2 separate regions of the Homo sapiens genome follow, and region 1 is linked to region 2. The links are chromatin loops, found by intact Hi-C in ENCODE. Cell type or tissue: PC-3. All regions are shown on one strand. Links, peaks and the distances in the headings refer to the core of each region. The heading gives the core; the rest is flanking DNA.

The links. Hi-C counts contacts between places; a loop is a spot of excess contacts. Peaks named below come from ENCODE experiments on the same cell type or tissue, not always from the same donor. Only the 100,000 strongest peaks of a DNase experiment are listed, where the experiment ranks them.
Region 1: it touches region 2 in a loop (12-fold over the local background); 2 of 110 quality-filtered maps call a loop at or near these places.

What each region holds. Positions count from the first base shown.
Region 1 is chr6:133,093,234-133,109,155 of GRCh38, forward strand. It overlaps LINC00326 (long intergenic non-protein coding RNA 326), which reads left to right. Exons shown (of 4, transcript NR_026969.1): 2 at 3,277-3,330; 3 at 6,774-6,951; 4 at 12,862-13,345. Among named protein-coding and RNA genes, the nearest start is that of LINC00326, 13 kb to the left of the region's middle. In PC-3, for the core only: no CTCF peak of the experiment used is centred there; DNase peaks (open chromatin) are centred at 6,508 and 8,808; H3K4me3 peaks cover 580 bases; H3K27ac peaks cover 3,592 bases.
Region 2 is chr6:133,241,863-133,257,784 of GRCh38, forward strand. All of the region lies in intron 1 of EYA4 (EYA transcriptional coactivator and phosphatase 4), which reads left to right. It overlaps LOC124901231 (serine/arginine repetitive matrix protein 1-like), which reads right to left and starts at 11,732. Exons shown (of 3, transcript XM_047419612.1): 1 at 11,651-11,732; 2 at 357-549. The coding sequence starts at 11,732. RefSeq lists enhancers at 1-732, 733-1,625. In PC-3, for the core only: no CTCF peak of the experiment used is centred there; DNase peaks (open chromatin) are centred at 5,899 and 6,859; H3K4me3 peaks cover 853 bases; H3K27ac peaks cover 3,904 bases.

The DNA.
Region 1 (15,922 bases), core at 2,758-10,757, 150 kb before region 2:
CAGTACCACGCCCAGCTAATTTTTCTACTTTTATTAGAGATGGGGTTTTGCCACGTTGGCCAGGCTGGTCTCAAACTCCTGACCTCAGGTGATCCGCCTGCCTTGGCCTCCCAAAGTACTGGGATTACAGGCATGAGCCACCATGCCTGGCTGAGTCTGTTTTAAAGGGCTCAACTGATTAGGTCAGGCTCACCCAGCATAACCTCTCTTTTGACTGTCTCAAAGTCAACAGATTAGTGACCTTAATTCACCTAAAAAATCTCTTTACCTTTGCCACATAACATAACCTAATCACAGGAGTGATAGGTGATCCTTTTGAGATAGCAGGGCAAATACTCAGCTGTATATTTGGCAAATATTCATGGCATACCTACTATGTGCCCCATACCAACTAAACAATTGGGTATAAGGCAGATAAAATATTAATAAAATACAGTCCTTGGTCTTAAGAAACTCTCATTTTAGTGGTCAGAAAAGATGTGCACTCATTTAATTAAAACGAAAAATAAAATAAGTGGTTAGAGTTTGAATTTTTGGCACCATATTGCTTGAGTTCTGGCTCTATTTCATAGCAGCTGTATAACTTTGGATATATATTTGTTATAGGAGGAAGAATATATATATATACTCATATATATGTATATATATATATACTTGTTATGCGAGGAAGGAAGAAGGAATAAGAGAGGTAGGGAGGGAGAGAAAAAGGGAAGAAAACAGAAAAGCTTACAGAGTTTTTGTTTCCATTAATGAGTTAGATATAAAAAGCTTAGAACAGCATCTGACACAGTGAGAAATCAATAAATCTCAGCTCAGATAACAGAGGCAACTGTAAGGTCTTATGGGAGCGTAGAAGCGCAGACAATGGTAGCATTTTATAGATGAAAAAAATGAGACTCAGCAAACAATAGGCTTCTCTGCATTCACACAATTAGTGAGTAACAGAACCAGGAACGGAAATGAATTAACCCTGATCTGCAGTAGTTGAAAGCACCCTGCTTAGTAAGTAAGGGCCCAGGTATGATCAGGCTGAAGACTAGCCAAGGACTTTGAGGAGGATGGAAGCTATTTCATGTGGATGCAATGACCTCTACACTATTCCTTCACTATGTAACTTTGATTCTCTAAGTGTTGGCATGATGATTATAATAAAAATAAGGCTCATAGTTATGAAAAACTGTAAGGTCAACAATAATTTTCAAAAATATGACCTCAATTAATTCTTAAAAAAACCTATAAATGACTTTCATACGAGCCTTCTCAAATCCTTTTCCAGGGAAATCAGTGGATAACAATTTCAGCAGTTCAACAAATGTTTGTAAGTGCTCTGTTTGCCACATTATATAAATTTTGCTAAATTGTATAAAAAACTTGTTAAATCACCAGGCGCAGTGGCTCAAGCCTGTAATCCCAGTACTTTGGAAGGCCAAGGCAGAAGGATTGTTTGAGGCCAGAAGTTCAAGACCAGCCTGGTCAACATAGCGAGACACCCTCCCTACAATTTTTTTTAAAAATTAGCTGGGTGTGGTATGTGTGCATGTAGTCCCAGCTACTCAAGAGGCTGAGAAAAGAGGATCACCTGAACCCAGTAGTTTGAGGCTGCAGTGAGCTATGATTGTGCCACTGCACTCCAGTCTGGGCAACAGAGCAAGACCCTTGTGTCTAAACAACAAAACAAAAACAAAAACTTGCTAAATAAGCTGAAAAAAAAAAGCCAGAACATTTTATAATGAGCCACTACTATATACCAGATAGTGTGGATACAAAATGAATAAGACAAATTCATAGCATCTCTGGGCAGGGAAAAAATTTCAACTATTCCTCAAACTGGGGCATCTGCTGTGGAATAACAAGATTCTAGAGGGATTTCTGGCTGCTTTGAGCAGCAGAACAGCCTGCAACTGATTAACTCTCCTCACCTGTGCCTGTCATGGCCCACACTGAAATGAAAAGTTATTACTCAGTATTTTCTGGGATTAGTTTGAGAATCTGTTTATCCTGAACAGTAGATAGAAAAGAATTGCTACAAGATAGTGAAGTTTGATCAGCTTAATAAAATCAGCAGGGCAATTCAATTCTACCCACCAGGCAAACTTTCAAATTCACATTCAAATTGATAATAGTGTTGTTCAGTTAAAAGATGCTTTGATCCAAAGAATTCCCAGGGCTTTGCAAATTTAGGTGGTTGATGTTCAAGAGTGGGGTTTACAGACAGCTGTTTGAAGTAGGAGAACAGCCTGGTAGTGCCTTCTATCAAAAGCAGAGTTATACTCCAAAACGTTTCATTGTGTCATGGTGAAAATAGCGTTTGAGAATACAAAATCAGGACCTTGTGACCAAGTTTATATTCTTAAAATTAAACAATTAAAAAACTATTTGACTAAACATTAGTCAAATAAAGAGAGATCAGTGAATTCTAATAAATCTTAAATTTTATAATTAAATTGGTATAGTATGCTAATTTCTATACTATTTTGCTCACCATAAACTTTCACCCCAAATGAAATATAACTAAAGTTGTATTTTTTAAACACACATATATATTTTTTTCTTTATCTGATGTTCCATTCAAATATCTAGTTAAATGTTCTAGATATTTATTCATCACAACAACTGAGACTCTTTTGAGAATGAAAGGGGGCACTTTTAATAATTACACTGAGGGAACAGGTGTCAACTGGAGACGTCCTCGGCAAACCAGGACATATGGCCACCCTATGATTAGTGCTTTTTCAAGTTACAACAGTTGTTGACTCCTGCATTCTGGGCCATACTTCTCATCTCTCTGAATCCCACCTCCCTTCATCTTGTACTTTCTCTTTCAGTGCTTTCTACGTGAGATCTCTTTATCCTCCCCCATTTATTCAATAACTAGTTAATGAGCATGTTCCACCTGTCAGATATTATTCTAGTAGCTGGAGACACAAATATGGCCCTGGGTCTCTAGATGCTTATATTCCAGCCCGAGTTGGGAGCACGCTTTAACTAGTTATATAATTAGGTATTTTATAACAATTTCGAAGCATGCTACAAAGGTGAATCACACAGTGCCTGGGAGCATATAACCTGTCCTGTCTGGAAAGTCAGAGAAACCTCTTTCTTTACAGATGCCATCTTAATAAAATTCTAGGGACTGTGTTTATTATTCCTCATCTCTATCAATTGTTAAAACTATATTTTTTCCTGCTATCGTCGTCTTCTGCCTCCCTTCTTTTTTTATTATTTTTGTTAACATTTCTGGTCTTCAGTTTCTTTTTTTCTACTAATATTTTATAGGGGTGACACCAAGATGTGCTACACTGAACCCAACTTCTGCATGTTTAAGACAAGGTATGCAAAATTAAATGAATCTATACTCCAGTTTTGTGAATAATAATTCACAGATACACAATATAATGCAATAAAAGATGGCTGTGCTACCTGATCAGATGCCTGATTAGGTACCAGTGGACAAGTTTGCCAAGGAGGAGTCCAAAAATCTTGCCTTAGTCAATACATGATTAAGTTGCTTCCCTTCAGTACTTGCCTGTTCTTTATTTCATGCCTCTTCTTGACTCTTCCCTTAAATGTCAGCACTCCCTAAGGTTCTGTCCTTTACCTTCTTCTAATTTTTTTTCTTTGGAAAACTCTTCTACTTCCATGGCTTAAGCCACCACTTCCATACAGATGGCTCTGGAAACTTTTTCTTCTGCTCTCTAGGGAGTTCTCTACAAAGAACGATCCTGCATTTGCAGCTGTGTGCCAGACAGTGTCACAGCCCAAGCCACTGGCACTGCCCAGCTCATGCCACCATAATCTTTCATCTTGATTATTGCAAAAACCTTCTGACTGGTTTCCCTGTCTCCAGCCTTGCTCCCACCCAAATCAATTTTGCCTCTACACCACAGCAAACGTGATCTTTCTAAACTGCTTGTTATTGTGCTAACCCTCTTCTTAAAACTCTTCCCTAGCTCACTGTTGTTCCTTAATTAAAACCCAAGCTCTTAACAGAAACTGACACTATCTGCATAACCTGGCCTCTGTTTTTCCCTCTAGACTTGCCAACAACCACTTCCCACCTTATATATAGAGAGCACTTCCTGCTCTATAACCCATGTTGTCTCTTGACTCTAAGCCACCACACATGCTCTTTCTTGTTCTGAACATGCTCTTTTCCTCTCCTGACTTTCACTCATCCCTCAGGCCCCAGCTCCTTAGGAGCTTTCCTAGATTTCCAAGTCTGAGTCAGGTGCTCTTACTATGTGCTTTCTCACAGCACCCTCTACCCTTGTTATCAAGCCCCGTTTTACTCTTGCCTTTAGCTTACTCACTTTCTCCACTTGGCTGTGAAGTACAGTATGGGATGTAAATACTTCTATAGAATGGGAAGATTGAACACTCAATAGCTGTTAGTGTCTTGTGAAGGTCTTAACAAGCGGTTAAACTTTGGTATGAGGGATGAGAAGTCCACAGAAGGAAAAGCATTAGCAAAGATGTGTCTAGAGATTGGAAAATGCAAGGCAAATGTAGTTATTAAATCATACAGAGTGACATATACACTCATATAGGAAAATAATGGGAGCCTGCTGGACATTAGATTTACCTGGGGAACTCTTATTAAAACACCAATACCTGGGCTCCACCTTCAGAGATACTGACTGAATTATCCAAGAAAGAGACTCAGACAAAAGCATTTAAAAAAAGCTTTCTAGGCTAGAATTGAGAATCATGACTCTAGGAGGCAATGGAAACTTTGGAAGTTTTTGAGTATAATCTAGTATATATTAAATTTGTAATAAAAAATGTGTCAAATGAATGTTGATGTCGCACACACCAGATATCTTTGTTATTGGTTTTCAGAAATTTTTCATGTTTTATAAAAATATGTTTATTCATTAAAAAAAAGCCTCAATGACTTTATTCCCCTTTGTTACAGGTAATGTGTAACAGTCCACAAAAGCCACTTAATTATCTCATGCTTTAAATTTTATTTTTTCTTTCCTTGTGCGTAAACACAATTGTTTTAAACATGATTTGAACTGTTTTTTTTTTTCCAGAATGTGCATCTTTATTTTTCCTGAATATTTCTATTGTCTAAATACCTTAGTAAAGTTTACTGCTTCTACGGATGGCCTAAAAGTTCTGGCAATGAAAGAAGTAAAGTGTGAATGTATCCTTAATACCAGCTATTCAGATGTCTTCATCAATTATTATGTGAAGTCTTTCCAGTTCTATCCTAAACTGTAGAAACTCTTCCAGTTAAACTACAGAGCATGATAAGAGTTTCATAACATGCTGCCTCCAAGAAGTAATTTCGTTGTACCAAATTCATTTTCACTTTTAATAATCTTGATCTGATCCTGTATCACTAATAGAGGCTTTAAAAACAATTTATATATTTACTAGACACTATGAGGTTCATGATGCTCTTAGTTTTTACAAATAATAAATATGTATATACATTTTTTTACAAATAATAAATGTGTACATACAGATTTTTCCTGCTATTATCTGTACATACACATTTATTATTTATTATTTTCAAAAATGATAAATTACTTTTTACACCTTTATTGTTTGTAAAAAAATGTGTGGTAATGTCAGAATTCCTAACTGTTAACAGTTATCTCTAAGAAGGTCTAAAGTTTTTATTCTAGGACTTGAAGGGGACGTTAGCCGTATTATATACTACTTTTCTCAAACTTAGTTCTCAACTCAATATACTGTATTTGACAGGCAAACACAGGTATTATATCATGATAAAACAATAGTGGTGCAATTATTTCTTAGATTGAAAGAGGTGCAATCATTGCACTCTTGCAAGAGTAAAGGAAAAAACAGAATTGTCATTATCCAATGAATTAATAGGGTTCTAATCCCACTTAAAGAAGAATTTTGTTTTTCTGAGGAATTCCAGTATTTATGCTCCTGTGAAGCATTTTCTAATATTTGACTCTTTAGTTAGGGGCCAGGATATATTTTTTTTCTAAGTGAGAAGGAAATTGGTTATAAGCAAATTAATTTGGGGAAATAGTAAGATTTAAAACTCCCATATTTTCATCAGATACCACATTTTTCTGGAGTTCTGGCTATCCTTTGTTCTTATATTTCCAAAACATCTAGTAAATTACAAAATGCAATGGGAAACTTTAAGCCCACAGCCCAGCCCTTGATAAATAATCAAACAACAATTGAGTATTTATGCTTGCACTGCAATAGAAAGGTTAGAGTTCATTGAAAAATCCTCTTAATTTAAGAATTGTAGTTGTTCCATACAATCATAAATAAAAGAAGTAATTATAAACTTTGGGGTAAAAGGACTAAAAATGTTTTTGAGAAAAATATGGCTTTCTAATCTAATTGAAAGTAAGGGAAATTTTTTTTTGTCTTGTAATGTATGATTATATATAGTTGTGTGTGACTGGTGAATGATGTTTAAAGAGGTTGCTCAAGGTTACAGGAAAAACCCTAAGGAATTCTTGCAGCAACATCCTGAAATAAGAGCTCCTGCATAATAGATTCACTGTGGTTTCCTTAGTGAAGTGAGCCTTCTGTGAATACACAATCTTTAACTATACAAGATCAAGAGGAGAATTGAGTCATGCATTGGAATGCTTTTAGCTTTGGTTTACCCCTCTGTTTAAAGAAGAGAGTTATGAGATTTGCTTAATTTGATCATTTTCCTCTTTCCTTTGGTAATCTCCTTCCTGTATTACAAGATATATAATGCTTCCTTCACACTTCAAATGAAAGTTGAAATGATTTTTTCATTTCAACTTTGTTGTATGTTGTAGACGCAAGGTCAAAAATTTACATCAGGTATCTGAATGTGTAGCATATACAACTGAGTGTTGAAAGAAGACAAAATCGTTTTCATCACGAAGAATATGTGCTCAGTAAGAATCAGAATGTTCAATTGTGTGAAGGTGGGAGATGGGAAGATTGGTATTATGGCCTGGATCCAGAAATCAGGTATTTACCCAAAATTATCTCTATAGTTTTCACCTATCACCTATTCATTTAATATCTTTACCATAATTTTTTATTTTAATTAAGAGTCAGTAATCTTTTCGTGCTGCTAGATAAGAGCCTCGACATTTTAAAGGCAGACATTTTTCTCATATTAGGTTCTAGATATAGTGTATGACAGTGGGACTCCTAGTGGGATTTTCTTGAGTTCGTAGCACCTGTTGAAGATGCATATAATAAAAGAATAAAAGATAAAAAATCAAAGAAATGTTTGAAGAGGTATTCTGGGGGACTTGATCTATTGGTTATTAAAAATGTAATACAGGGCCACATTAACAAGGCAGAGTGGTTTAGATTCAAGAATCAAAAGGCAGATTCAAGAAATAGGAAAAAAAACTAGAAACAAGTCCTAATTATGATAAGTATTTTCTATATGACAACAGTACCACTGCAAATAACCATAAGCAAACAAATAAACAAAACTCCAATAAACCAAATAAAATCATTAAATAAAAATACAATCGAAAAATCAAATAAATTACAAAGATATATAATGAATGCTGCTGTAACAGTAGATTAAATAAACTATCTTCAAATATTATAACCAAACACATTTCAGATAAATTAAAAATTAATGTCAAAAAATAAAATGATACATAATTTATATAAATAATAATATAATTCCAGATTTCAGAAAAAGAAGTAATCACTAAAGAAGAAAAAAATCAATATAAAAAGCCCAAGCTGTGATACATTAAATCCTTTCATAAGCAAAATTAAGGGATCAGCAATAAATTCGAAAAGTATTTTCAGAAAAATGACAAAGGGTTATGTCATTAAATAGAGCTCATGCCAACCAGTAAGTTTGCCAATAGGAAAGAGGTCCAAGTGTTTCTAAATAAGAGCTCACAGATGAGGAAAATATTTGTGACTACTAAATATAATAAAACATGTTACCAACTTAAAATGAGATATCACTTTGTCTGCTGGATTAGTGAGGACAAGGGGATATACAATGGGATTTCACACATCCTCCATCCCACCCGCCAGCCCAACCCTATACTAGACGGGTTTGCTCACCCAACTTCCCTTCCGAGACCATAGTCTGAGAATAATAGAAAGAATAAAGGATAAAAAATCAAAGAAATGCTTGAAGAGGTATTCTGGGGGGCTTGCTTTACTGGTTATTAAAAATGTAATACAGAGCTACAATAACAAGCTACTCTTCAAGTACAGGGAAGAGACAGAGAACAAGTATCCTTTTATAAGAGCAGATTCATTGCTGTGTTAATGTTTTGCTGTGAGCCTGGGTCTGGAGGAGCTGTTTTTCTTGATTCCCTCCTATTTTGCAGGATTGCAATGCTACTGGAGATCCCTCTTTGACCCCAGGACTAGGATGGAGAGAAAAAAATAAAACTGAGATAGTGGGAAGGGGAGGATGACTCTCTAATGTCTGTCTGAGATAGCCTCAGTATGCACAGTTGGTCATTTAGAAGGAAAGTAAAGAGGTGTTTTGTATCATGCTGTGAGCCACATGTGTATGTCAGGTTGTCTAATCCGATGATGTTCTTTTGAGTAGTGGACTAGTAGGACATAAAGGATGGTTAAGGGGTTGGTTATATTAGCAGAACTTGTCCAAAATAGTAATGCAGGATGTAAATGAGAGAATATTGAGATAGTCACTCTAATACTGACACTGATGACAGTTCTAATTGATACAAGCTTTCTATAAAGCATTTAAAGTACCAAGAGTCTTACATTTTTAAAAATATCTTCTTTGACCCCCTAACTACATTTCTTAGTATTACTCATTGACCACACTTTTGAAAAGCACCACTTTATGACAGGCAAAGGAGATGACAGATACAGCAATTAACAAGGCAGTCCAGGTACTTGTTCTTATGGTACTTTCATTCTAGTGGGGCCAAGAGAGAATAGACAATAACCATGTACATAAACAAATAAGTAAGATATTATAGAAAGTGACATGTAGAGTGAAGAAAATAAATTGGAGTAATATGTTAAAGAGTGACCAGGGGTTGTCAGGGACACTCTCTTTGAAGAGGTGATGTATTAGTGAGCGTTCTCCAGAAAAACAACCAGTAGGATGTATATACATTTTAATAGTGTGTGTATACATATCTCTAGATAGACAGATAGATATATAGATAGATAGATAGTTACATACTTACGTGCATACATATGTGTGTGTGTAGAGAGAGAGAAACAAAGACAGAGAAAGGTTTATTTTAAGAAATTGACCCTGGTGGCAGGCGCCTGTAGTCCCAGCTACTCTGGAGGCTGAGGCAAGAGAATGGCGTGAACCCAGGAGACGGAGCTTGCAGTGAGCCGAGATTGTGCCACTGCACTCCAGCCTGGGCGACAGAGCGAGACTCTGTCTCAAAAAAAAAAAAAGAAAAGAAAAAGAAATTGACTCACATGACTGTGGGAGCAGGCAAGTCTGAAATCTGCAGGGCAGACCAGCAGGCTGGAAACCCAAGGAAGGATTGATGTTGTACTACTGCATCTGAAATCAGTCTGCAGGCAGAATTTCTTCTTCTTCGGGGACCTCAGTCTTTTCTCTTAAGGTCTTCAACTGTTGGATGAGCCTCGCTCATATTATGGAGGATGAGATGTTTTACTCAAAGTCTACTGACTTAAATGCTAATCCCACCTAATTTATCTTCACGGCAATGAAGACCAAGCAAGTTGGTTTTGCTCTTATTTGACCAGGCAAGTGAGCACTGTAGCCTACCCAAGTTGACTCATCAAATTAATTACCACAGGTGATATTTCAGCTGATAATCGAATAACAATATGTAACCAGCCACGTGTGGTCCTGGTGGAAGAGATGCAAAGGCTCTAAAGCAGAAGAGTGTGCAGTGGGAACAAAAAGACCCAGTGTGCTGGGTCCCAGTGATGTGCTGTGGCCTGTTCATATTGCCTCTAAGAGCTGATTACAAACATCTCTTTTCAATAGCATGGTCAGTGACATCACGCTGGTAGCTTGAAATCAGTAAGGATTTATACCAGAGGAGTATGTACACCAGAGTAATCAGCAAATGCTACAAACCAGGACTTTTATTACTCCCACTTTTTAACATTTACCAGCAAAGTACTGATGGGAAGAGCGCAAGGGGTAGGCATGGGCCTTAGATGGCACATCTAAAAGCTTAGCTCTCAGTCTCAGTGTGATGATTGACATTTTCAAGTCGTGTTACAAGTCAAAACCATTCGTATTGTGGTGTACTCTTGAACAGGCTTCATAGGGCGGCAGGATTTCAAGTAGGAAAGCTAATGAGAAGATTACTGAAGCAGTCTAGAGACGAGATGATGGAGACTACACTAGAGTGTGGCAGGCACCAGGAGAGATAAAAAGCTTTGAAGGGCACATTTTGAATGAGGTGCCGATAGCTCTTGGATGGAGGAAGCTGCAGTGAGAGAAATTAAGAACGACCCATGGATTATTGACCTAAGCAAATGGGCCTACCCATGTTGGGGGATCTCTTATGACATGGGAACATTTGGGAGGGACAGTTTCAACAGGGAAATGTGGCAGGGGAATCAGTTGTTGCTTTGGCCCCATTGACTTTGAGATGCCTCCTAGATTTTGAAATGCCTGAAGCCATTAAGGAAGAACTTTTATATGTGAGCTTATATTTGGAACTCAGTGGAAAGGTCAGGACTGGAGATGTAAATTTGGGAATCATCTCCATACAAAGACTAACTTTCCTAAGGAAATAATCAGAAATTCAGACAGACTAATAGGTTAAAATAAAAGAAGGACACAGAAATGTATATGCTAAATGGCTGAATAAGGAGGATATATTGACATAATTAGTCAATAAGCCATAATTCCACTTGCTGTAGCTAGTGTAATTATGAGTAATTTAAATTTTTTGTCCTTCAGATATTCACAACAAATAAGTTCTTCTTAAAATTAGAAGAAAACAATCTTGTTTTAAAAGAAATATAAAAACATTAGATTTGTTAATGATAACATTAAAATATCTAAGTAGCTAAAAATTTTATTTAGCCACTGGTTAAACTGTTTCTTTGACTTAAAGAGCTTATAGTTATGTAAGCACACTATTTTTTACTTGTCTTTCCCATTATTAAAATAATACATGTATGTTACAGATACATTTGAAAAGATAAAAGAATAGAGAAATAATTTTTACATATTATTTAATATTTAGTTTTCTTGATCCAATTTTATCTACTTTTTTGTGATATGCTCCTATCATTTTACATCTGATTTATATCTTATATCTATCTTTTTGTGTCTTATATCTTATAAAAGCTATGTTATTAATCCCTTAACAGTGCATTTTTATCAGAGGTTAAAAAGGTTCACTACTTCACATGGTTTTACGTCTTGTGATAGTGATCTATAATATTTAGCCTCTATGATACTGCTGCAGTATAGTGTTTCACTGGAATTTTTCATTTTCACTTCAATGCCATAAAACTGCAACCTCAAATTTATTGCAATATTTACATATATGACAGCTGTTAAAACTACAGTAGTTGAAATACACTTAGGGAATAGTTACTGGGGCAAATGTGTGTATACACACACACACTTTCATGTAAGTTATTTATTGTAATGTTGAACTTTTATTCCCTCGTGGTGAATAAAAGGACATAAATGTTGATATTTATGTTATAAAGTTACCTGCTTCCCTTACTTCATTCATGAATTTCTTTATTCATATCAATACTTACTGAAAAGTTTATAAAGAACCTACTATGTGCCAAGCAGTGAGCAAAACACAGCATAGTTGGGGAGACGGACACATAAGTGGAAAAACAGTATTGCCATATGGCGAGAACTGTTGAAAGGGTATAATCAACATAGTTTGGAATCACACAGGGGAATGGGAGACGGTGACCCTTGAGCTGGGTGTTAGAGGATGAATGAGCATTTACCAGGCAGAAGAAATAGCATTTGCACCTGCATGGAGCCATGAAAGGAGAAAGAATGATTGAGGCAGGAAATAAAGTGCAAAAAGGAGGTTTGGACCAGCTTGTGATGGGTCTTGTATGCCAAGCTAAGGAATTTGGATTACATATTGCAGGTCATGGAAGTCAACAGAGATTGCTTTGCATTGGAGACTGTCAGAATCAGTTTGGGCTGGAAAGAACATTCTGCAACAATGTGAGGAAAGATTAGATTGGAAAGAAAACTGGTAATAGGAGCACTAGGGATAGGCTGAGTTCAGTGCAAAAGAAAAGGAGGACTGAAAGCTTTGGCAGTCTCTGAGGATGGGAAGAAAGAAGACAATTTGATTGGCAAGAATGACAATATTTAATGAAACGATGAAAGCAAGAGCAGGATGAAGAAGAAAGAAGATAGGGAATATAATTTTTAAAAGAAGGTTGGGTGTGAAAATTAGATGGCCTGGAAAGTAACTTGAAGAAAGGTTAGAATCAAACAACTTTTTAAAGGGTAAGTACAATTTGAGGTTGGTCTAAATTGAGACCAATGTGTTAGAAATAATGTTTTAATATTTCCTGGGTTGAGATAGGAGATAAAAAGGGGCTGATAAGAGGTCTACTTTCATCTAGACTACATAGGTGCTCAGAAAGAAAGAGAAATGAGAATTTACTTAGTTTTTTATTTTTAATTGTTTGGGCACATAGCAGTTGTATATGTTTATGGGATACATGAGATGTTTTGACACAGGCATGAAATGTGAAATAAGCAAATCTTGGAGATGGGGTATTCATCTCCTCAAGCATTTATCCTTTGAGTTACAAACATTCCAGGTACACTCTTTAAGTTATTTAAAAATGTACAATAAAGTTATTGTTGACTATAATCATCCTGTTGTGTTATCAACTAGTAGGTCTTATTCATTCTTTCCAAGTTTTTTTGGTACCCATTAACCATTCCCACCTCTCCCCTAGTCTTCCACTATAGGAAATGGGAATTTAAAGATGATCAGAAGACAGTTGGGAGCAGAGTGAGAATAAGAACCCTCAACTGCTGTCTCACCTTTCAGATCACGAAGAAGTTTTTTACAATGAGCAGAACACTCAACCTGAAAGCAGAATGGATTGAGTCACTGCAGCGTGGCAGTGGAATGGTGTTTGATGTTGGCAAAGGAAACATGTACTTCTAGACTGGACAGTTTTCCCTTAGTTTACAGTTTCCAAATAGAGACATCACTTTGAAATAACATGGAGAACATACATGGATGTACTGAACGAAGAATAAAGTCTGTGTTGCAGTCCTGTCTCCATTGACTTTTACAAATATGGCTTTGGATGAATCACCTAAGTTTTATTTTTGAGAATTTACGCTTACCATGTATAAAATGATATTGCTAATATGTTTGCTGCCTACCCCATTGGGTTTTGTGAGGAATAAATGATAATGCTAAGAAAAAGGCATTGAGAATTATAACTCATTATTCAAATGCAAGTTATTTATGTGGTTATTGTCATTATTATTAATACTTTCACTCAGCTAAAACCTTAGAACCAAAAACATCTGAGAACTTGCTTACTATTAATAACTGTCTTATTTGATTCAGGGACTCAAGAAAGTATCAGCTCACATGACTGAGTTTCATCAATTCCAAGTTGTACATTGAGAATCACGATAAAGATCGGGAATATGAGACTTTAAGCATAATTCTTTTTCATCACCATCTGGCTATTTCTACTTCTCCAGTCCTAACTTCTAACCTGATCTTAGTCACCAGGGCTAAATTGCAAAGTAGAAAATTTCAAGGAAGGTTTCTTTGGGTTCCATACTCTGCTTTTATGCCTTCTACATAAAGAAAGGGAAACAGAAAAAAAAAAAAAAAAAAAAAAAAAAGAGTGGACCTCACATTCATACACAACTTCCTCCCAACAATTTCCTTAGTAGAGCCTGGGAGGTCCTAACTGAACCAACCCTGCTCCCTCCACTGGCTCTGCGCCACCTGATTACCTCCATGCCATGCTCCCTTGTATCTCAATACTGCTCATAGGTCACCTCATCAGAGACACCTTCCCTGATTACAGCATACGAAATTAGAAAACAAACCTGATCTCATTCCATTGTCCTTGCTCTGCTTCACAACTCTCAATCACCAGCAGATGTAGAATATACTTATTTGTTTCTTATCTGTCCCCTCTCCTATCCATGTGAGCACCACAAGAATCAGACTTGGTTTTCCATTGTAACCCCTGAGCCTGCCACATGGAAAGTATTCAATAAATCATTGTTGAACAAAGGAATGAATGATTCTGTGAAGGGATATATTAATTTAAAATGTCCTGGTCCTTAGAAGGATTTTCAAAACTTGAAAATATGAAGTGGTGTGAGGACTGTTGCTCAAGGTTAAAAGAAAGGAAAAAGAATGCATCATTCAGACAACTGATGGGCTTTGAAGGAAGAGAGCAGGAGTAGCAGGGCAGAGCAAGTGTGGACAGCACAGCAGGTAAAATGACAGATTCTAATAGGGTGACCAACTCATTGTGGACGATCTAGACATTTTCCAGTTATAGGACTGAAAAATCCCTTATCCTATGCAACTCCTCAGTGCCAGGCAAACCAGAGCTGTTGTTCGCCCTGAATCTTAGAGTCAAATATTCCCTAAGTATTAGAATTCCTTATGCACATTTATTAGCAGTAAGACCTTGGGCAAGACAAACCTTCTCTGATTTTAGTTTCTTATTTGTAATTGGGGCTAGAAATACCTGGTTCAAAAGTTTGTAGGTATTTCTTTTAAAAGACTCTATATAAAACACTTAACACATTGCCTGGTATGAAATGTGTGCTGGATAAACAGCAAGGTAGTATTATTAAAGTGCTTGGTTGATAATTGGCACTCAATAAATGTCAGCTTAAAGAGAAAGGTAGATGCTAATTCCTGAGTGTTTTGTGTGACATGGATAATGCCTTTTAATGATAGAATTACACTATTTCAAAAGGTATAATAAAGAGTCTTCGTGATGAAATTTTAATACCGCATTTGCCTTTCTGCTCTCAAAGTATTTATCACAATATCTTCATCTAGAAGAAAAGCATTTTTGGTTTTTATAGTGTTCATTTTTTTTAAACTATGTAGTGTAGTAAAACGTAAAAAGTAAGCCTTTTATGAACATTTATAAAGTTTTATACATTCTAAAACATAACATAAATATATTTTACTTGCCAGTATCAATAATTTATTCAAAGTCTTTCAAATAAGGCTAGCATGGGCTGGAAATATCATATTTTAGGAAAGCATAATTCTTCTCATCAACAAAAACAAATGTTCCAACTAGTTTTACGAAATAAAAGCCTTTAAAATAGTCACTTGCAGTTGATTTGAAAAAAAGTTCTCTTGTCTGTTTCTGTTAATGCCCACGTGAGTTTTACTAGTTGCAACTGAAATCACAAAAACCAGAGCCTGATGCTTAACTGGCAAGAAGCCAGGATAATGAAATTAATAACATATGCTGAAGAACCCATTTGTAACAATTTTTTCATTAAAAAAAAATGAGGCAGCTCAAAGCTACTGACAGGGCTTTCTCCCCCTTCCCCTAACTCTTTATTTTCTTTTGCCTGTAGTATGTCTGTATGTTAAAGCTGATAGCTCTTAGTTACTCTCACAATTCACATGACTTCAAGATTTAAGCAATCCTGTAGCTGATAGGCAGAAAGTTTATTTTGTTGTTGTTTTTGTAAGCCTTTATTTTTTAGGTCACAGTTTGATTCTCTGTCTCTGCCAACCAGCAACACTCTGCAGTTCAGAGCCGAGCCCTCTGCTAGGGATACTTTTTAAACACAAGGTCTCGGTTGCTTCGGCTGATCTCACCTGTCAGCAGCCTGACGTGGGACTCTTCTGCATGTAACTCTCAAATCACAAACGCCATTCCCAAAGGTATGTGCATCTGATTTAGAAAAGAACCCTCTGAAGCCCTCTCTTAGAACTTCTTCACCTTCACTTTATGCACATCTCTAGCAAGACTGGTAGCCTAATTTGCAAATGTA
Region 2 (15,922 bases), core at 3,584-11,583:
CTGGGTACTGAGGACGCGCAGCTGGACGGTGCGTGGGCGCCTGCGTCCCCGGGGGGCGCTTGGAGGCCGGGTGCCCCACGCCTGAGGGCCCGGGCCGCTCGGACCGCAGCGGTGCTCTCTGCCCTAGAAGACGTCCCCAAGCCCCAAGGGTCCCTTCCGAGCCTGCCTGTCCCTTCCGGGGTCGGCGCGGAGCCTGCGCGTAACGGAGTTCATCCAGCAGTCCAGCGCGCGGCTTCTACCTGCACCCCGCCTCCACCTGGCAGAGGCGCGAGCATCGGGGTCTCCCCCACATCTTTCTTATGACGTGTATTACTTTCTGATGACCCCCTAGATGGTCCAGGCGCGAGGATGCTGACCCAGAGTCCTTCGGAGGGTCACAGGCGCCTGGGCTTTCCCGGTGCCGGGTGCGTGTGTACTTTAAAGGCTCGCGTTCTAATCTCCAGGCACTGATCGGGCTTTTCAACTGCGGCGATCCCACTTTAATAGTTTTTATGTGGCGTGGACTGAATGTCTCCTGCAGTTTGCCAGGGTCGGTGAAATTAGAGGCGCCTTGTCAGAGCAGTCGCGTTCATTGGCTCGAGTAGCGGGTGCCATGGAAGGCTTATAACTTCTCCAAAGGAAGGGACCTGGCTGGGTAGAGCAGGTTTTTCTCTCCTTCCAAGCCTGCTGGGTCTGGGGAGGCAGTGGAACTTGAAATGGCTCGGATTTTTAGCGTGGTGAAGCGAGGTTTGGAAGTAGACGTGTGTGTGCTTGTTTTATTCTGCGCCGCACAGCAACCCGAACTTTCGTTTGGTAGCACTTGAAAGAGTTTTCTCCCTTTGTTTGCGAGATTCTGAACAGCTCGGAGCGATTAGGGAATTTGCGGACCGAGTCCGGTGGCAGAGCTGGGGCGAAAGCAGAGAGCGCAATTTAATTTTTGTCATCTCTTCCCTGCTTGGGAGGATAGTGTTTCCCTTCACCACCACCCCTCTTTCTCCTTCCTATGAAGACAACGGATTTGCGCCTGGGGTGAGAGTGTGTGCGGGAGAGTGGTGTGGAGACTGTCCTCTCTCACCGCGTCTCCTGCGCCTCTCCCCGCCATCCCGAGCGGGCCTAGAGAGTCATTCATGAATCTTAACCTGAGGGCAGGGGAGGAAGGTGCAGGTCCCTCTGCCCTTTCTGCCAAGGTGCAGAATAGCGCCCGGGCGTGTGTTTTGGTTCCAGAGCAGTTCCACGTGGAGCAACTTCGTGTGTGTGTGTGTGTGTGTGTGTGTGTGTTGTGTACTTGATCTGTGAGGAGGTAACAGGACTCTGGTGTTCAAACCCAGTGGGCCGTTGGCCATTAGTTTGCTTTCCTGGCTGTCATTACAGACACTTCCAAAATCTGATACCTAAGAGAACCAACAGGTTAGGTTTCACATTAAGGGCTCATACTTAACAGTTTTCTTTCTCCCTTACCCCTTTTGGCTTGGCACCCTGGGATCAACGTAATTGTTGGAGCGAAATACACCTCCTGGAATATGGCATTTTGTTCCTCTTCTCATCTGTGGCCACTTTGTGAACCCTCGGGTGTTTGTCAGTTTCAGTGCGGGCTCCTGCGGGATTTAGGTGGGAGTCTTAGGAGCGTTTAACAACCGCGGGCTCCCCATCAGCAGCTTCTGAAGTTTCACTTACACGTAGGTGACTGACAGGATTGAAAGTTGACGATGGTTTTTTTGTTTGTTGCGTTGTTTTTGTTTTTAAAACCTTAGGGAAGGGATTGTACTTGAATTCCTTTCCCGGGTACGGTTTGGTTTTAAGCAGAATCAGTGCCTTTTTTTTTTTTTTTGTCTTTTAAAATATTATTGGCAAGCTTAAACCTGAAGAACCAAAAACTAGAGGGGGTGGGGAGAGAATCCCCCCAAAAAATATTTGATACGTGATACGGAGCGTTTTAGGAGACTGCATTCAAAGACATTTGTGTATTTTTAAAAATAACATTATCCCAAGAAACAAAAAGCAGTAGTAACAAGAGACAGATTGTTTTGTGTGGAGCAAGACTGCCAGAATCTGATTTTTATGGCAACAATATCGAAAGCAGACATAACTACACCCACATTTATTGTTATAAACCGTAAAAATAGTTTGTTCCACCTGATTAAAAGTTGTAAGTCATTCAAAGTTAAACCCGTATTTAGGAATGACTGTACAAGAATGTTAAAACCTTTGACAGCTACAGCTTTGAAAGCAACATAATTAGATTTGTTGAAAATGTCTCCTTTCTCTGATTATTAGTGATATGTACTTGTCTTTCATAATAAGTAAAGGTCTACAATCAATATGGTTTTCAAAAGCCTGTTTTCCTTTGTAAATTTCCTGAAAATAGTATGTTTCAATATTTAAAGACCATTGTAACTACCGGTTGGTTCACAATTATAACTAAAATAAGATTTACTCAGTTGTTTTCTTTTTATTAGTATTTGTTGAATATTTGAAATTGAATTTCTCATTTCCAAAATAAAACGTCTCACATATATGTATGTACTCACAATTAACACTTCTTTTAAGTAGTAGGCTTAAGTTTTAAAATTTTTAAAATCTTAAGATTTGTATAAAAAGGAGTGATTGTATAAAAAGGAATAATAATTATTAATTGTTAAGAAAAATAGATGCTGAATTTCAGAGGGTTTCTAGAAGCTGGAGAAAAAAATTGCATAGAAGTTTCTTTTTTGACGGGTGACTGGCAGATGAGTTACTTGTCATTTTGCTATAATTTATTTTTTTCTTTTAATAAGGCTCTTTGGGTTAAAAAAAAAAAAGGAAAAACAAGTACTCCATTTCTAAGAGTTTCCTTTTTATTTATGTTGTACTTTGGGGTGTAAATAAATTTTACATAGCCACGGGAAATAGAGTATCCAATTTCATGTTTTCAGTCTCTGTTGCAAGCTCTAAATGACTGATGTCGTGTCTAAAAATATATTTATATGGCTTGATATTTCATTTTAACATTTTATGCACTGGAATTAGATTTTTTAGGATTTTTAGAAAGATAGAATGACAGAAAGACGATGACTATTGTTATAAAAAGTTAGAATGTTAGGAAGTTCACATTCTAACTTTCAAATAATCAAACTTATTTTGCCCCACAAAAACTCACAGTTTTTATACAGATTTCAAGAAGAGGGGTGATAATCTTTTTCACTACTTAGTTAAGTGTTAAGTAATTTAAGAATGCAAGTATGTATTATGCTTTCTCATTATCATTTTTTTCTGTTAGGTAAATGCAAGAACACTGGACATTCTGTAAAAACAGGCCCCTCTTTATAAGGAGTTTATTCACCATAGTTCTGTATTGCAGCTGCTGATCATATTTCATGGAGCTGTTAAAGCACTTAAAACCTAAAATTAGGTACTGTCTGGTTGTAAATATTTCAGATCACTTATTTAAGAAATAAATAGAAAAGTGTGCTATCAAAAGTAGGAGACGTTTTGAATCCTCTCATTGAAGAGCTGAACAAACCTCTATCAAAACACCTTCTTCTTTTTTCAGTGAGAATATAATCTTGACAGTTTCTTTTTCTAAATGGATATTATTCTTACATGTACTAAATGCTAAACTCTTATAACGTGCCTCCCTGTAGAGTATCTTAAACTAATTATATTCAGAAATACAGTTGGGGGATTTTATTACAATGGTTACTAGGTGAAGGAAATCAACACCAGGGGAATGGGGTGGCATTGCAGTGTACCTGCTTCTCTCATGAATTTTTCCTGCTAAACTAAGAAATGACATGCTGTTTCAGGCATTTGCCCTGGAGATGGGTGAGATGCAATATGTGTAATGCTGCATCTTATAGTTAGATGTGTTTTAATGAAGGGGACACTGCATAGTCATTAAATCATTTTTGGAGCCAAACTTGGCGTCATTTAGCTTGAACTTAAGTGGAAGAAAATGAACAAGAGTTACACATTCAAAAGAAGTACAAGCAACTTTGATTGCTTTTAAGAGGTTTGAAGACTTTGTAAACATTACTGTCACTCAATATTGCTTGTGGAGCTGTACATTAATATATGCTTTGGTGATATGTCATTTTACGCTTGAAATTTGTCATTCTTAGTGTTTCTCCATCCATCTTTTTATTAGTAAAGAGATACTGAAAATGAACACTACTATTCTTACTCCCCTAACCCCTTTCACACCTCCAGAAAAAGAGATGAAACTGATTAATTTAAAATAGAAACCATTTTGTGTTATCAAAACCACATTTATATAGTGATTTGAGACAGTTTCAGAGAGTGCACCTCTGAGTCTCACTGTAACCTTTTTTGTCATTGAAAGGTGCTAATTGATCTTAGGGTACTGACACAATAGTATAGTTTGATATTTGAAACCTTTCAGAGTTGGTCTGGCCCTTTTCTTACCCTGAGATTTCAGTGCATGGATGATGAAGAAAGACACCATTCTAAAATACCAGAAATTCTCATTTTTTTCCAATATGAAATGTTTTAATACAGTATGTTCATATTTTTAAAGCTTTTATTTACATACAGTAAGTAAATTTATTTTAACGTACTTTTGGACAGTAGGAGAAAGACCTATATGTTCTATCGTGTTAGAATTTTTTAGTTTTTTTTTTTCTGCACAGGTAGTTTATTTAGGTTATAATTTTTAGGCAAAGTCTGATTCCTATTATCACATGAATATTTTCAAAGTGAAATTGCGTTAAACCAATGTGGAATAGCTTTTGTATCACCAAGGCATATATTAATGTAGATGTCAAATATGAGAGCATATTTTCTTGAGTATATTTATATCCTAAAGTGTATTTTTAAATAAAAGTGGTCACTGTAGTCTTTAGATAATTACAATTTGGCTGTCATTATTACTATAATATTAATCACTATCACCATCATAACATCATAGCTAGCATTTACTCAGGAATTTCGTGCAAAACACTGTTTTAAGCATTTATATGGATTAGCTAATTTTAATCTTCTTAACTATGCCGTAAATTAGGTACTTTTGTTATTCCTATTTTACAGATAAGGAAGCTGAGACCCAGTCATGCAGCACAGTGGAGCCAGGATCCTAACTCCCCAGTATGAGGCCAGCACCCTTATCCTTAAGCGTGTGCTGGGCTCTTGCTTCCATCAGTCATATACCACCATTTTTAGGTGGTACCTGAACATTTTGTTTTAATAATACTTATATTTTATGTAAGGATAACTAGATATTAGAAAAATTTGTTAAATTTTGTATTAAACCTGTAACTTCATGGGCAATATTGTTTGAGACAAGACCAAACAAAGTATTGAAGTCAAAGAAAAAAAATTAAGTATCTGAAGAAACGTATTAAGTAACAGTGAACAAGAATATGGCCTAAATAACCACAGTCATGAAGGCTGGACAGCAAATGACTGAATTTGGAGAAATGCTGTATTTTGTAATGTTTCCCAATTATCAAGAACTTATGACCAGATCTTTTAAATATTTAACTAACATGTGGAATCTTCCTTTGCTCTTCAAGCCTTATCCAAATTGGTTAAATGTTATCAACTTTGTATTTTCTTTGTTTTTGTTTTTTGTTGTTTTAATGCTGGTTTTGAATCTCAAATCTGCACATTTATGTTGAACCAACTAATAAGGCTTGAAGAGTTAAAGAGTGCATGATGGACTTCTGGAGGCAGGTTTAAATTATAATGGAGCTGCCCATATTTTGGAAATACATTCAATTTATCTGGTTATCGCATGTGTAAGGTTTTCTGTAGGTAAATACTTTTGCTGTTAATAACCTGTTTTACAATTTTATAGTATTTTTCCACTGAAGCAGTGGTTTTCATTTTTTTATTTACTTATATACTCAGCCACGGATCCTTTCATTTAAATGGAAACTGATGATATGCCCAGTAGAGAAATGTGCCACTGCTCTAGGTGAAGCAGGATGTAGGTAGCCTGAGAATGACTCACCAACAGTACCCTCTCACGGTGGCCGCCGCCTCTGGAGTTCTCTCTAAGTGTCTTCAATGTATGGAAACTGCTGCAAAAAAATTCAAGTCTTCTGACAAAAGGGGTTAATTCAGAGTACCTGCCCTAACATGTTCATGTGGCATCACTAAAAAACAGACTGTCAGATACGGTAAAATATCTCCCAGTGTGACATATCAGCAGAAAGGTGTGTCTACTCTCCCTTCTATAACTTGAGTATCCGTATTAACCAGTCTTCAAATTCGATTTAGCACTGAGAAAATTAAAACTGATCAAAATGTTCCCTGTGTGTAGTTACAGGTCTGAATGAGGCACAAAGGACTTGTACCTGCAAAGGTTGACTTTATTAATTAGAACATCTTTCCTCCTTTAAAGACTGTAAGAAGAAACACCAGCAGTGGCCTAACTTGACATGACTTTAGATTTTCACGTAAATTATTGCTACTATTTCTGTTATCCTTTCCCCCTTTCTTTTTAAAATGAAAGGGACATTTCTTGTGAAAGACTACAATTAAATCATAAAAATTTACATTCATGTGCCATTAAGTTTAATTCTACTCACAAAAGCAACAGTACAGAGTTTGAAATTCTATCCCTAATCAAGTAGGTGTACCACATACCGGGAGGGCTCATTATGCACAAGGTCATATATACAATTCACAGACCTCTGCATATACCCAACGGAGTGATCTATTCATTACATTTCACCTCTGACTTTGAACTCCCTAATGTTAAAAGATTTGAAAAGAACCGAATGTTCTGATTAAGAGATTGAATATTTCTAACTTAATGTTTTCAGTATGTTGAAAGTGATGATGACTTGGGGGAATCAGCAGATCTCTACATTACCTAATTCTTTTCTCTTACATTTGAATGCAAATGTATATTCATGTGCGGTTATGACTCAAGTCATTCTTGCTAAATTTAATGACGTTGTAGGTGAATCACATTCAGATTTCCTTTTGCAGGTTTTCCAGTAATCTAAAACAATGCTTCTAGTAGGTAACTTAAGCATGCAAACCTCAATAAACCTGTCAAGAACGGCAATTCTACTGTTTTATTTTGTTTTTTTTTTTGTTTGTTTGTTTTTGCATTAACTTTAGTTGATAAGATGATGGTACTGTTATTTTTCTTAGTTGACTCATGAAGAATTTTAATTTAGGTCTAGTTTTTTCCCTTAATTGTTGACTTTAGTTTTTAAAGGTTTCGTTCATGAAAATGGTTAGCAAAGTTGTGGGTACTTGGTAAATGCTTGTTAAATGCTTTTTCCTTATCAGTGTTGCTGAAGACTTGCAAAATTAGAGTGGGATGGATAGATTTCTTTTCTACTCTGCATGGCTTTGAAGACTTTGGAGCTTTTATTGTATTCTTATATTTTTACATACCATTCCCAGGAATATTTAGAGAGAGAATCATTGTAACCAAGGTCACAGGTCTAATCCTCAGGTATTCAAATTAGCTTTAGGTGGACAATTGTCCTATACACACTTGTTCGTATTAATGTTGTCATAACAAATATAGTTATAATATCTTGATGCCTCTCCTGGGGGCCCATTCTGGACTGTGTTGAAGCTGTCTCTAACACTCTCTCACGTCCCTAAGATATTCAACCACATTTGTTCATGATTTTTATGAGGTCCCTCCTGGACTTAAAATTCCTTAAAAAATTTGCCTGCTGCCTATAGGGCAAATTCCAAAATTCTCTGCAGGGAAGATAACCCTTCATACTGAGAACCTTGCTCAGGTTGCTCTTCTCATCTCTCACTCCCCACTCACAACAACTCTCTTTTCCAGCTGTATGGAAAACTGCAGTTCTCAAATACACCTTGGACATTTCCACTTCATTTCTTTGTGCGTGGAATGCTTTTTCTCTGGAAAACATCGCCCCTCTCCCCCTGCAAATATCTTTTCTACTGCTTTTTCAATACTTAAGGTGCAAAATGTTAGCTCCTCTGATAAGTTCCTCTGACCTCCAGAGTCTGAGTTGAACGTTTCTTTCTTGTTACTCCCAAAGCATCCAGCTTCTACATTTAACATAGCCCTTGCCACATTGAAATGTAATAGATTACATTAGTCTAAATCCTGCTTTAAGCTGAGAATTTACTGGAAGGATTAGCTGTATTTGTCATTTCTGTATCGCTAATGCACAGTGCACTGCTGGACATATAGTCAGTAGGTAGTTGTTATATTCCCATTGAATGAATGAGTAGAGGTACTGGGAATGAGAGCAGAGATTGTGACACTGAACATCCCCTCCTTGAGACTGGGAACAGTGAGAAGGGCAGTGACTATTACAAGGTGGGACTACCTCAATAACAACCTCAGGGAGTTTTGGTATAAACCCAGTAGAATTGCAGCTGTGAATCCAGGCTTAGGTTATATGTATGTATACGTGAATGTAGAAATGTGTTTATTTCTTACCACTGGGAAGTCAGTGATCTGGTGGATAAGCCAAGGATCCTGAAAATCTCTGGAGATACGGTAATTTCATAGTACTTGAAATCTGAGAGACTCAGTTCTTATAGCACAGTGAGTAAGTAGAAAGAATATGGGGGCTGGGCGCGGTGGCTCACACTTGTAATCCCAGCACTTTGGGAGGCCGAGGCGGATGGATCACCTGAAGTCAGGAGTTCGAGACCAGCCTGACCAAAATGGCAAAACCCCGTCTCTACTAAAAATACAAAAATTAGCTGGGCGTGGTGGTGGGCGCCTGTAATCCCAGCTACTCGGGAGGCTGAGGCAGGAGAATCACTTGAACCCAGAAGGCAGAGGTTGCAGTGAGCTGAGATTGCACCATTGCACTCCAGCCTGGACAACAGAGTGAGACTCCATCTCAAAAATAAATAAATAAATAAAAAGGAAGAAGAATATGGAGCCAGGCACTTGGGTTCAGACCTCAGCTCTAACATTGATGAGTTTGTAACATCAAACACATTACTGAAACAGATTTTGCTTCAGTTTCTCATGTGTAACAGAACATGCCTCATGGGGTTCTGATGAGAATTCAATGAGTAAATATATGTAAATATATTTAGAGTAGTGCTTGATATGAGTATCAGTTGTTATTACTATGATTGGGTATCTTTCATTAGATTACCCCCAAATGTTCCAGAGATATTTAGAGCTGAAGGTCTTTTTTGGGGGGCTATGGATTGGTGACCATAAATGGAGTGTCCAGTAGTCCAAGTATAAATTAGATACTGTGGGTCATCTTGGCAAATCTGAGGTTGTATTTGGAGCCTTAAGAGAAGACACTATAGGTGCTCAACAGTTGGCATTGGCCATTTACGTTGTGCAGTAATATTTCTTTTAGTAAATATTTCCGCATACAGTAATCTAGATTGTTTTAGAGCTTTAATCTGTGTGGTTCCTTAACTACTTTAAGCAATTATAAGCACGTTGTATAATGGTAGTACTTTATAGCCAATATTTAAGTTTCCTCAGTTGCTTTTTTTTCAGCCGTAAGGTACCAATTATGAGAATTTGTATAATTTTCAATAGTCAGTGGGCCTGATGAACTCAATGTAAACTTTTTAAAAGGTAGCTTTACATATTGCTATGATTCTTACCTTTAGAGAGACAGTAGGAGGTAATTAGTACCTCTACTTACAGAATTTATCACTTGGATTCAGATATAATGGCTATGTGGCAGGATGGGGCTGAAGGAAAAAGGAAAGTTAAAATATTAATTGTCAAGGTCTCATTTTTACAGCTTGTCTGGAACTGCTACCAGGTGTATCTGTATAGTTTTAAAAATGATAACGTTGTACCTGAATTCTTCAGTATATTTAAATAAGAGTTTTTCAAGCTCTGGTTATTGACATTTTGGGCTGGATAATTTATTCAGGGGATACTGTCCTGTGCCTGGTAGGATGCTTAGTGGCATCGCTGGATGCCAGGGACCCTCCCTCCCCTGGTAATGATGGTGTCTCCAGACATTGTCAGGTGATCTCTGGGAGCAAAATTGCCTCTTCTTGAGAACCCATAACCTAAGCAGATCTTAATATCATTTGATATAGTCAAAAAACTCCCAGGGCTCTGCATAAGAGGATTGTTCTATTTCCAGTCAAGTGTGGAGAATCCTAATACCTTCCTCCCAAGTTTAAACATGAAGTCAAACAATTCTCATTAGTCTGTGTTGATAGATTAACTTTGCACAGAGGGGATTTACAGATACGCTTCACACAGATTGACCATCTCCAGCATATTTTCCTTTTCTGGAAATAATATATGAGTGGGAGTAACAGAATACCTGAGAGAGAGTATGTAGGAAGTAAATATTTATTTGAATCATCTATGTGTCTTTTCTTCCGGTTATTTGTCAGTAGATAGTTTGGATTTATTTTTAAATAATGACCATTGCCTTTCCATTTCTGTGGGTAAATATTCAGTAATAAGAAACTTTTATTTTATTTAGTCTGTAGTGTTAGAAAAGGTAAAGTTACTGATAATCACAACTGCTGAAGATTAAAATACTTAGTGAGTTAAATTATTTGTTTGTAATGAGAAATTTTCAAAAGAATTATGTGTAGCTTTCAGTTGTAACCACAAGTTCAAGATCTTGAGTTAATAACATTTGTACAGCTAGAAGAAAGTAAAAATAAATATATTACATGTAAAAACTCTCTTTTGTGAATTCTCAGATCCAAACTTTTAAGTTCTCATTCTATGGGTTTGATGTTGACCAATACATTTTATCTATGAAATGATATATAATTGATGTAAGTAAATTTGACTGTTGTTTGGGCACCACCCTTACATAATTTAAGCATATATGAAACACATTTCAAAAATCACTTGAACAAAATGGGAACAATAATGTTCACATAAAGTGAGAGAGGATAACTTTTCCCATATGAGTTTTGGGTTGAATTTCAAAATTATTCTGAAATATGAAACATTAATATTATAAATATATGATTAGACTAATTTTCTTAAGAGTTCTAAACAGTAGATAATTTTTATCTTATTAGAAATTGCAAAGATACTTGAAATTCCACACTTATGCATTGTCTAATTTAGTGGTTGTACTTTAATTGTATTAGGTAGATAATCATGGAAGCAGTCAGACTAACCTGGAGATTTCACATCATTTACTAATTGATGCCTAAGTAGGCAGGGTAGAGGTACTTGAAAACACACACACACACACACACACACACACACACACACACACACACACACTCACTCTCTCTCTCTCACTTCCTTTGATTTGTGCTTTAATTTTGAAATGTGTGCTTAGGTGGCAAAGGGCTGCAAATACAGCATACTGTGTTTGACCAAAATATTTTTCTGTTTCCTAGGTGGAGAAGGACCCTGCATAGCTCCTTGTTAGCAGAGAGATAAAGTGGGTGCTGGGCAACCCAATGACAGGTGGAGGCCGTTCTCGGGGAGTGTTGCGGAGAATTTGAGACAGGGGTTTAAATCACAGATAGTGGAGGAGAGTTCTGCTTCATTCATGGACAGGAAGTCCAAAGAAGGCACAGCGAACCACAGGTCCATCCAGGCACTTTATGCCAGATATTGAACGGGAAGCCTAGTAGCCCTTTAGTTACTGGAGAACGGCCAAAAACCCAGAGGTTCTATTTTTCCAAATGAGCACTTCCTGGGTTCATAAATCAAGGAACCCCACAGAGTATTCAAGTCACATATCTCCTTTCTCAGGTTGATTCTTTGTATAGTGGGTCCTAATGTGGTAAGACTTACTTATGAACATTTTATTTCTTATAATGCCGTCAGTCACTTCCTTTTTTCTCCCTGGCATATTCTCACCACCCTTATCCTCCATGGCCCCAACTCCCTTAACCTACTTGCCTAGTGCTCTTTTGCTGCCTACCTGGACAAAATAATAATAATAATAATAATCTACTCATCTTTCAAGGCTTAGCTCAAATGTCACCTCCTCTGTGAAGCCTTCCTTAAGGCTCAGGCAGAATTAGTTCTTTTCTCTGTGTAATACCATAGCACTTTTTTTGGACTGTTAATATAACAGCAGATTGTGTTGGGGCTCATTGTATGTGTCTGTCTTCTAGAGAGACTATGAACTCACAGAGGGGAGAGATCATATCTTTTTCCCTCCGTAACCTCAACACCTGGAGATGTTAATGGAAATTAAGTGACTGCACTATTCCATGCATATCTTTAAAGGGCATTAGGTCCCAAACCAGACATCTGCAAAGGATGAATCCTGTTAACTTTTTGGAAAACTGGTTCTCTTTTGCTTGTGGTCATGAAAGCTGGTTTATTGGTTATTTTCTACTCCAACTTATTTAAAGCCTCATTTGTACCAAAGTATTACTGATTTTCTAGTGGAAAAACAGGTATGTCCGGCGTACATTGGTATTTTCAATAAACTGACATTTAAAAGACAGATTTCTCGTTGAGGTTTATGGTCTTCATAATTCTAGTTTTCTCCAGAAACAGACCTTGATCTCTTTGGTTGCCTTCTGCTAAGATCGATTTCATGTTATTTTGAAGAATTTTTAACCCTCAGAATTATAGATTTCATTTGAGAGAAAGCATGTTCTGTATTTGTTTGTGTCAGTGTTTCAAAATGTGAGGACCAAAAATCCCAGATGTATCTATTAAAAATATACGTGGCCTTTTGCTGAGGGAAATTACATCTTTTTTTTCAGGCACAATTGAGGAAGTAAAAAAATTTTGTTTAGTTTTTAGTGGTTTGTTTTTAGGCATTTTCCATACAAAGATGAGCAAGACCCTTCAAAAACCACCAATTTGCTTATTTAGGGGGGAAAGTCTTCCTATGTCCAGAAATAACATTAAATTAAGATTATTGTTTCCAATAGTTTCAAAAATTGTGGTTTTATTTTCTTGTATGAGTCATTTTTTAGCATAGTGCAGTACATGATTGCACTACATCATGACAAAGCATATTTGCTCTGTGTTTCAGTGGGTCACTTTATTTATCAGCGTCAGATGATCAGATCAGAAGAGAGATCTAGCCTAACCCTTCCATTTTGCAGATGAGATGTTGTATTATGTGACCTTAAGACCTTAAGTCATTTACTCAGAACAAAACAGAAAAAGAGAACTTCATGCTGGGGACACTTCATGCTCCCAACTCTACATCTTACCACTTTATTTTTATTTGTTTGTTTCTGATGAGGAGTTGAGAATGCTGGAATCAGACTACCTTTGTGTGTATCCAGGCTCTGCCACTCATCAGCGATGTGACTTTGGTCATGTAATTTTCTGAGTGGCTGTAAGCCATAGTTCCAGCATGTGTACATGGGGAATAATAACAGTACTCGCCTCATGGAGTTGTAAGGAATAATTGAATTCATGCAGGAAAGACATTTGGTTCAGTGCCTGGCCCACTATAAAAGCTCAGGTTATAGTTTGAATTGATATCTTGGAATAAAATGCTGAGTGTATTTGATATTCAGAGAAGGAAATTCATGCTGCTAAAGCAAGTTTTTTTTTTTAATCTGTTACTTAAAAAATACAAATAAGTCATACTTTGTATAACATATTAAAACAGAGATGATAGAGGTTACTTTTGAGAGGAATGACCAGAGGGAGCAAGAGAGAGGCTTTGGAATGCTGATTATGTCTTTTATCTTGGTTTGGTTGCTGGTCATGTGAAAGTGTTTATTCAATAAAAATTCATCAGTGATCAACTTTTGATTTATGTATTTTATTTTACTGTGCATATGTTATACTTTCTTAAAAAGTTTTAAAAATACGGATATATTTAAAGTAAAAAGTGGATTTACTCATTCTTATTCTCTGCAAATCAGGATAAGTTGTTATACTTAGATGTGCATCTTTTCAGGCATTTTTTTTTCTATATATGTGTAAATGTAATAACTATGTGAGGATGTAATTTATTTTCATTTTACATTTTTAACTCCAATAGGATCATTGATTTCCTTAAAACTTGCTTTTGATCTGCTGAATCTTGAATATTTTTCCACATCAGTACATATAGTTTTGGGTGCTTCTATTTAATGTATGCAGATATTTCATAATTTCACTGTTCCCCTCTTGGTGTATGTTTACATTGCTTCCATATTTTTACTATTACTAAGTATGTTGCACTGATGATTTTTATGTCTCTTCGTACATCTGCCAAAAATATCTGTAGATAAAACTCTAGATGCAATATTAATAGATAAATATGTATGTGCATTTTCCATAGAAAATACCAAAATGCTTTTTAAAAAGATTTATGAATCTTGCATCTTTAAGGTAATATTCTCATCTTTCTCACAAAAACCAGGTGCAAAAATTTCAACTTAATTGAACCTTGTAATTATTTGTGCTCTGGTTAAGAAAAATGGTTATAGTAGTAAATTCCTTGAAACTCATATAGTAATCGGAATACTCCACTATGATTAGGATAAATAATTCTATTAACGATATATATTTAATATATACATATAATTTATATAATTAGTTTCTCACTTAAGAATATTTAGTATTCATTTTTATGAATGCATATTATATTTACTTATGGTTCGTAAGCCCAAATGTTAGGAAGAAATAAATCAGTAATATTATATTCACTACATTTTTTTTTACTTAGTACCATCAAATATTTACCAGAATTATTAGGAGAAATGGTTCTAACTCTCATGTGATTGGTGAGAACTTATGAGGAATGATATATTGTTATTCTAGTAAGAGCCTACTCTGTGCCAGGCACAGTTCTAAGCACCTTACATATATTACGATAGCTTTTTAACATAGAGATGAAAGGTATAGACATTGTATAAGTAATAAATGACATTACTCCATTATAAATGTGTTGATAAATATTATTATACATGTCACAATATCAGTTGTGTCATATCAATGACTAATTTATAAATCTGTTACTTATTATAATCTGTTTAATGTGGAAATAAAAGTTAATGCATCAAAATCCAGAAAATTGCTACTCAAATGCTGGCTAAAGTAATCTGATAGATACAGTTTTAAAATGAAGTATATTAATCAGTTGATTTTGTTGTTCGATTTTTATATGTAGAAAATTCTGTCTCCAGAATATTCAGTTCTTGTAGTTTTTGGTTAAGATTTTGATTAATCTTCAATGGTTATCTAGTGCCTTTAAAAAGTAGTCCAACTCAGAATAGCTAATGTATTCCTCTTGCATTGAATAAATATGGCTATCAATTTTTGTGGGGTTTTTTTTCCTGCAGAATTTCCTGTTATTCTAAGGGATTCAATAGGACTTACACATATAAAACTGAAAATTATATTACTATGGGGAAGCTGCTTTGTGCCTTTCAGAAGGAACTCTCTTGCTAACTTAAGTACTGTATGTGTGTAGAATAGCTAATATTTTCCTCCCAAGAAATTTCATGTATGCAGTTAAAACACTCTTAAATTGATTAAGGATTTGTTATATATTTCCAGAAGCACTCAAGAGTACTTTTATGGTTATAAGAGTAGAGTGCATTAGAATGCCAGAAACCAATGAATACGCTAGAGGCCTTCAAAACTGTGCCCAACATTCCTGACTTTACCATATAAACATGTGGGGTAGCCTGGAAAAACAAAACAACTCTCCTTCCCCCAACGTAGGTGAGGCCTGTGATGATAACACTTCAACTGGCTTGAATATTAATTTGATACTTTTCTGTTAGAAGTAATTTTTATTACTTAGCAAATGAAATGGAGAGGTAATAAATATGACTGATATTTATTTCTTGAGTAAAGTATTATTTTACATCAGATTCGACCAGTTACCTTTATCCTTTTTGGAAAATGTATTATACAAACTACCACAGTATTTTGCCTATTAATCAGGGAAGCTAAAAAACGTTTTATAAACGTTGAATCAAAACTCTCACTGCTGTGAGGGAATTAAATTTCAAGCAATATACTCCTTTTATAGGGTGAGAAACTGAAGTATGGAGAAATTACAAGGTTTTCCCAAAGCTATACACTGAGTCATGGCAGACATAGAAATCTACAATTCTGTTTGCCTGATTCAATCTGAAACTTCATGAA